2 separate regions of the Homo sapiens genome follow, and region 1 is linked to region 2. Evidence: chromatin loops called from intact Hi-C (ENCODE). Cell type or tissue: mammary epithelial cell. All regions are shown on one strand. Links, peaks and the distances in the headings refer to the core of each region. The heading gives the core; the rest is flanking DNA. Region 1 has its middle 19 kb from the start of ATL2. Region 2 has its middle 15 kb from the start of LINC01883.

Evidence for each region. Peaks named below come from ENCODE experiments on the same cell type or tissue, not always from the same donor. Only the 100,000 strongest peaks of a DNase experiment are listed, where the experiment ranks them.
Region 1: it touches region 2 in a loop (2.7-fold over the local background); 8 of 110 quality-filtered maps call a loop at or near these places.

The regions. Positions count from the first base shown.
Region 1 is chr2:38,394,814-38,397,723 of GRCh38, forward strand. No RefSeq gene overlaps it. Among named protein-coding and RNA genes, the nearest start is that of ATL2, 19 kb to the left of the region's middle. RefSeq lists a silencer at 80-280 and an enhancer at 2,177-2,677. In mammary epithelial cell, for the core only: no CTCF peak of the experiment used is centred there; a DNase peak (open chromatin) is centred at 1,398; H3K27ac peaks cover 1,609 bases.
Region 2 is chr2:38,445,059-38,447,968 of GRCh38, forward strand. No RefSeq gene overlaps it. Among named protein-coding and RNA genes, the nearest start is that of LINC01883, 15 kb to the left of the region's middle. In mammary epithelial cell, for the core only: a CTCF peak has its summit at 1,603; a DNase peak (open chromatin) is centred at 2,293; H3K4me3 peaks cover 1,084 bases; H3K27ac peaks cover 1,480 bases.

The DNA.
Region 1 (2,910 bases), core at 310-2,809, 50 kb before region 2:
TCTAATAACCAGAATCTATAAGGAACTTAAATTTACAAGCAAAAAACAAACAACTCCATTAAAAAGTGAGCACAGGACAAGAACAGACACTTTTCAAAAAAAGACATACATGTGGCCAACAAGCCACAAAATGCTCAACGTTACTAATCACTAGAGAAATGCAAATCAAAACCACAATGAGATACCATCTCACACCAGTCACAATGGGTATCATTAAAAAGTCAAAAAATGCAGCCATAAAAAGAATGAGATCATGTCCTTCGCAGGGACATGAATGAAGCCGGAGGCCATTATCCTTAGTGAACTAACACTGGAACAGAAACCAAGTCCTGCGTGTTCTCACTTATAAATGGGAGCTAAACATCAAGTACACATGGACACAAAGAAGGGAACAACAGACACTCAGGCCGACTTGAGGATGGATGGTGGGAAGAGGATGGTGGGAAAAACTACCTATCTGGCACTATGCTTATTACCTGGATGATGAAATAATCTGTAGACCAAACCCCAGTGACATGCAATTAACCTATATAACAAACCTGCTCATGTAACCCTGAACCTAAAGTAAGAGTTAAAAAAAACAAAAACAAAAACGCAAGTTGGCCAGGCTTGGTGGCTCATGCTTGCAATCCCAGCACTTTGGGAAGCCGAGGAGGGTGGATCAGTTGAGGCCAGGAGTTAGAGGCTAGCCTAGGCAACATGGTGAAAATCCCATCTCTACTAACAATACAAATATTAACTGGCTGGGTGCGGTGGTTCACGTCTGTAATCCCAGCACTTTGGGATGCCAAGGCGGGAGGATCAGCTAAGGTCAAGAGTTTTGACACCAGCCTGACCAATACAGTGAAACCCCATCTCTATTACAAGTACAAAAATTAGCCAGGTGTGGTGGCAGGCACCTGTAGTCCCAGTTACTCAGGAGGCTGAGACAAGAGAATTGCTTGAACCCGGGAGGTGGAGGTTGCAGTGAGCCACTATCATGCCACTGCACTCCAGCCTGGGCAACAGAGCGGGACTCCAACTCAAAAAAAAAAAAAAATCGCCATATGTGGTGACACACACCTGTAATCCCAGCTACTTGGGAGGCTGAGGCAGGAGAATTGCTTGAACCCAGGAGGCAGAGGTTGCAGTGAGCCAAGATCACACCACTGCACTCCAACCTGGGCAACAGAGCGAGATTCTGTCTCCAAAAAAAAAAAAAAAAGTTATAGCCAGTTCAGAGAATGAAAAGCAAATACATTGATGAGGGATTTCAGGAGATCAGAGACATGAGTCCCATCTCCAAAGAAAAAAACACCCTGAACCTCACAGCCCTCCTCCCTCTCCCCACAAACCTTGGGAAGCTGGCCAACCCTGATAGCAGAAGAGTAGAGAATAAAACATCCCCTTGTTTCTAGTGTACAACAGTCACTGAGTCATGGGAAGCCCCGGAGCGCTAGATCTGATTACCTGCTGATCATGATTTCAGCTTGCAGAACAAGCCTGTTCCCATTAGTGACAGTATACAATTACTAGCTGACATGCTTACAGGGATCTTACCACAATATTCTTTTCAGGAATGTATTTCTTCTACCATCCTCTACCCACAGACACACACACATCCTATTTTGATATGCCTGTCCCAAATGGATTCTGAAAACTGGTTCAGATAGACTCTGTTTTATTAGCTCTCTCTATATGTTTCTCAAGGTCCAATTTTCTTCCTTCTTTAATCCCCATGTCATGATTATGACCATTAAAAACCATCTTTTTTTTTTTTTTTTTTTTTTGAGGTGGAGTCTTGCTCTGTTGCCCAGGCTGGAGTGCAGTGGCACGATCTCAGCTCACTGCAACCTCCACCTCCTGGGTTCAAACGATTCTCCTGTCTCAGCCTTCCGAGTAGCTAGGATTACAGGTGCCCACCACACCTGGCTAATTTTTGCATTTTTAGTAGAGATGGGTTTTCACCATGTTGGCCAGGCTTGTCTCAAACTCCTGACCTCGTGATCTGCCCGCCTTGGCCTCTCAAAGTGTTGGGATTACAGGTGTGAACCACCGTGCCTGGCCTTTTTTCTTTTTTTTTTGAGACAGAGTCTGGCTCTGTGGTCCAGGCTGTAGTGCAGTGGCATGATCTCAGCTCACTGCAACCTCCGTCTCCCGGGTTCAGGCGATTCTCCTGCCTCAGCCTCCTGAGTAGCTGGGATTACAGGTGACTGCCACTGCGCCTGGCTAATTTTTGTATTTTTAGTAGAGACAAGGTTTGGCCATATTGGCCAGGCTGGTCTCAAACTCCTGATCTCAGGTGATCCGCCTGTCTCAGTCTCCCAAAGTGCTGGTGAGAGGTGACAGTGTGCTGGCAGCCCTCACAGCCCTCGCTCACTCTCAGCGCCTCCTCGGCTTCAGCGCCCACTCTGGCCACGCTTGAGGAGCCCTTCAACCCGCCGCTGCACTGTGGAAGCCCCTTTCTGGGCTGGCCGAGGCCGGAGCCGGCTCCCTCAGCTTGCGGGGAGGTGTGGAGGGAGAGGTGCGGGCGGGAACTGGGGCTGCATGTGGCACTTGCAGGCCAGCGCGAGTTCCGGGTGGGCATGGGCTTGGCAGACCATGCCTGCCCGAGCAGTGAGGGGCTTAGCACCTGGGCCAGCAGCTGCAGAGGGTGTGCTGGGTCCCCCGTGCTCGATTTCTCACCAAGCCTTAGCTGCCTCCCCACAGGGCAGGGCTGGGGACCTGCAGCCCGCCATGCCTGAGCCTCCCCCTGCCGCCATGGGCTCCTGCGCCGCCCGAGCCTCCCCGACGAGCACCGCCCCCTCCTCCATGGCACCAGGTCCCATCCACCGCCCAAGGGCTGAGGAGTGCGGACGCAAGGTGCAGGACTGGCAGGCAGCCCCACCTGCAACCCTGGTGTGGGATCCACTTGGTGAAGCCAGCTGGACT
Region 2 (2,910 bases), core at 229-2,728:
TTATTTTTAATTTTTATTTATTTTTTTTTTTGAGACAGAATGTCATTCTATCACCCAGGCTGGAGTACAGTGGCGTGATCTCGGCTCACTGCAACCTCCACCTCCCAAGTTCAAGTGATTCTCCTGTCTCAGCCTCCTGAATAGCTAAGATTACAGGCATGCACCACCATGCCCAGCTAATTTTTGTATTTTTAGTAGAGATGGGGTTTCACCATGTTGGCCAGGCTGGTCTCAAACTCCTGACCTCAGGTGATCTGCCTGCCTCGGCCTCCCAAAGTGCTGGGATTACAGGCATGAGCCACTGTGCCCAGCCAGCCATTGCATTTAGAGAGTAGAATTGATAGGAGACAGACGGTAGATTAGCCGAAGGGTAGAAAGGTCTAACTCCAACCTAAGTTCTCCCTATTCTCCTTCATATACTCTGGACTGAAAAACTCACTCTCCTCTTCCTTCAAAAATCTAGTTGTTGTTGCTTTTTTTTTTTTTTTTTTTTTTTTTTTTTTTTTTTTTAGAGACAAGGTTTCATTCTATCACCCACGCTGGAGTGCAATGGCACAATCATGGCTCACTGCAGCCTCAAACTCCTGGGCTCAAGCGATCCTCCCACCTCAGCCTCCTGAGTAGCTAGAACTACAGGTGTGAGCCACCATGCCTGGCTAATTTTTTTTATTTTTTTGTAGAGATAGGGTCTTGCAATGTTGTCCAGGCTCTACTCAGCCTCCCAAAGTGCTGAGATTACAGGCACAAGCCACTGCACCAAGCAAAAATCTAGTTTTTTAATGAAGGAAGGAGTAAAGTTCAGCAAGTCCATGCTCCATGTCCTGAACAGTAGGAGGCATGTTGCCTCCCGAGAATAGTCTTCTTTCTCATCTGCATGGTAAATTACCATTCCTCCAAAACTCTGTTCAAAGTCAGCTGCTCTGGGAAGATGTCCTTGGCCCCTAGAGCCATGGGATGGGTGCCCACAGCACCTCTATATTCCTATAAGTATTAAGAGAATTGTCCCATGGCATCAGTAGTTATGACTTTACACATGCACCCTTTTCCCCAACCCATTGCTGACACACAAACTCTTTTAAGACAGGGGCACTGTTTTTTTTTTATTGTCTCCTGTCCTAACACAATGCATAGAAAAAATACTTGATAAAACCTCACTGAATGAATGAATGTCAAAGGCTGAATTCATGAATTCTAGGGACGTGTTCTACAATAGTAATGATGATGATGCTTCTAGGACACTGCAATCTCTCCCTCATAAGTGAGCACCTCGGATTTAACTGTCCAGCATCATTTGGAGCACAGGGCGGAGGATTATACCGAGGAACCACACCCATGTCATTTGAATTGTCCACAAGACCACTATAAGGACTTTCCAGGACCATCACAAGGCTGCAAACCGCATTTGAAGTGCTGCTTCTGGGGCATTCTTTCCAAAGAGCCTTTTAGCAGGGCAGGGAGTGAAAGGTGAGGACAAGCCTAGGAAATACATAATCCAAGGCTAGGGAGATAGAAGCTTAATATTTACTGCCGTGCCTGGGAAAAGTGAGGCTTGTCGTTGTCATCTGGGCAATTCTCCCTCGGACTAGCTCCTCTCTGTGGCCTCCTGGGGTAACTAATGTCTTCCAGCAGCACTTCTTGCTCCAGGAATCTGGAATCTTAGCTGAGTGCTATGAAGACGGTTCTGATTAATTGATACACTTAAGGTATGCACTATCGGTTGCTATCCTAATCCTCCCAGGAGATTACCTTTTCAAAGCGCTGGAAGATTAACGAGAATTTCAGATGCCGTAGCAATTTGAAGGGAAAAAATTGTGGCCTCCACAGTGCCAGCTTGCCTGCCATGAGGGAGACATATTTGAGAGTCCTTCAGCTCCCTGTGGGCTGTACATCCAAGCAAGAAAGTCCAGATCTTGCATCTGAGTTGGCAACTGAAGGAAGAGACCTTGAATCAGCACAGCAGTCAGAATTCTGCTTGAGGGCAGCTTTGCTGAAACTAAAAGGAACAACTTTATCTAGAACAGTCTCTCTGCACATTCGCTTTCCCCTGTGGCAGTTGCGATGTTAGATTAAGTCTATGTATATGTAGGGCAGAAGCGAAGTGCAGGAGGGGGTGGAGAGAATGATGGGAAAGAAAAGGCTCCTTCTAAACACACATGTATGTCAGCATTACCAGGTGCTCTGCTGAAACCGGTAGGATGAACACCTTCCGAACAGGCTGCATTCCTCCCGAGGAAACTGAAGAGTGTAACCTCACAGTGAAATTCCCCCCAAGTCTTTGGCTCTGCAGGAAGCTTCTGGCTATTTTTCAGGAGATGCGTTTGCTGCAGGAGGAGGTATGGAGGTTGGGCAAGGCAGGCCTGGTAGGGCTGGCCCAGGCTGTCTCTCTCAGACAAGTCTAGACTCAGGACTGTCATGCTACCTGGAAATGAGTTCTGGTAGGAATGTCCAGGCAGAAAAGCTGCTCTTCTTGGGAAAGTTGTCAGCTTTAAATTACCTAGAGAAATTCTGGGGTGGAGGCTCAGCTTGGCACCCTTAAGGTAGTTGCAAATAAGGGGTGAAAGAAACGCTGAGGACAAGTTTAAAACAAGTTAGTCAAAATGAAAAACACGACATCTGCATCTAGAGTTTCTGTAGCACCTATTGATCAGATGGGTCAATGTGTTCTTTCAGGGTAATGCTTGGAAGCCTTCACAGGCTTTTTCTCCATCAGGTTGCTTGACTTGATTCCATTATTATTACTATTATTTTATTATTTTTAATTTTTTTTCCTTTTGAGACGCAGTCTCGCTCTGTCACCCAGGCTGGAGTGCAGTGGCGTGATCTCGACTCACCACAACCTCTGCCTCCCAGGCTTAAGCGATTCTCCTGCCTCAGCCTCCCGAGTAGCTGGGATTACAGGCATGTGCCACC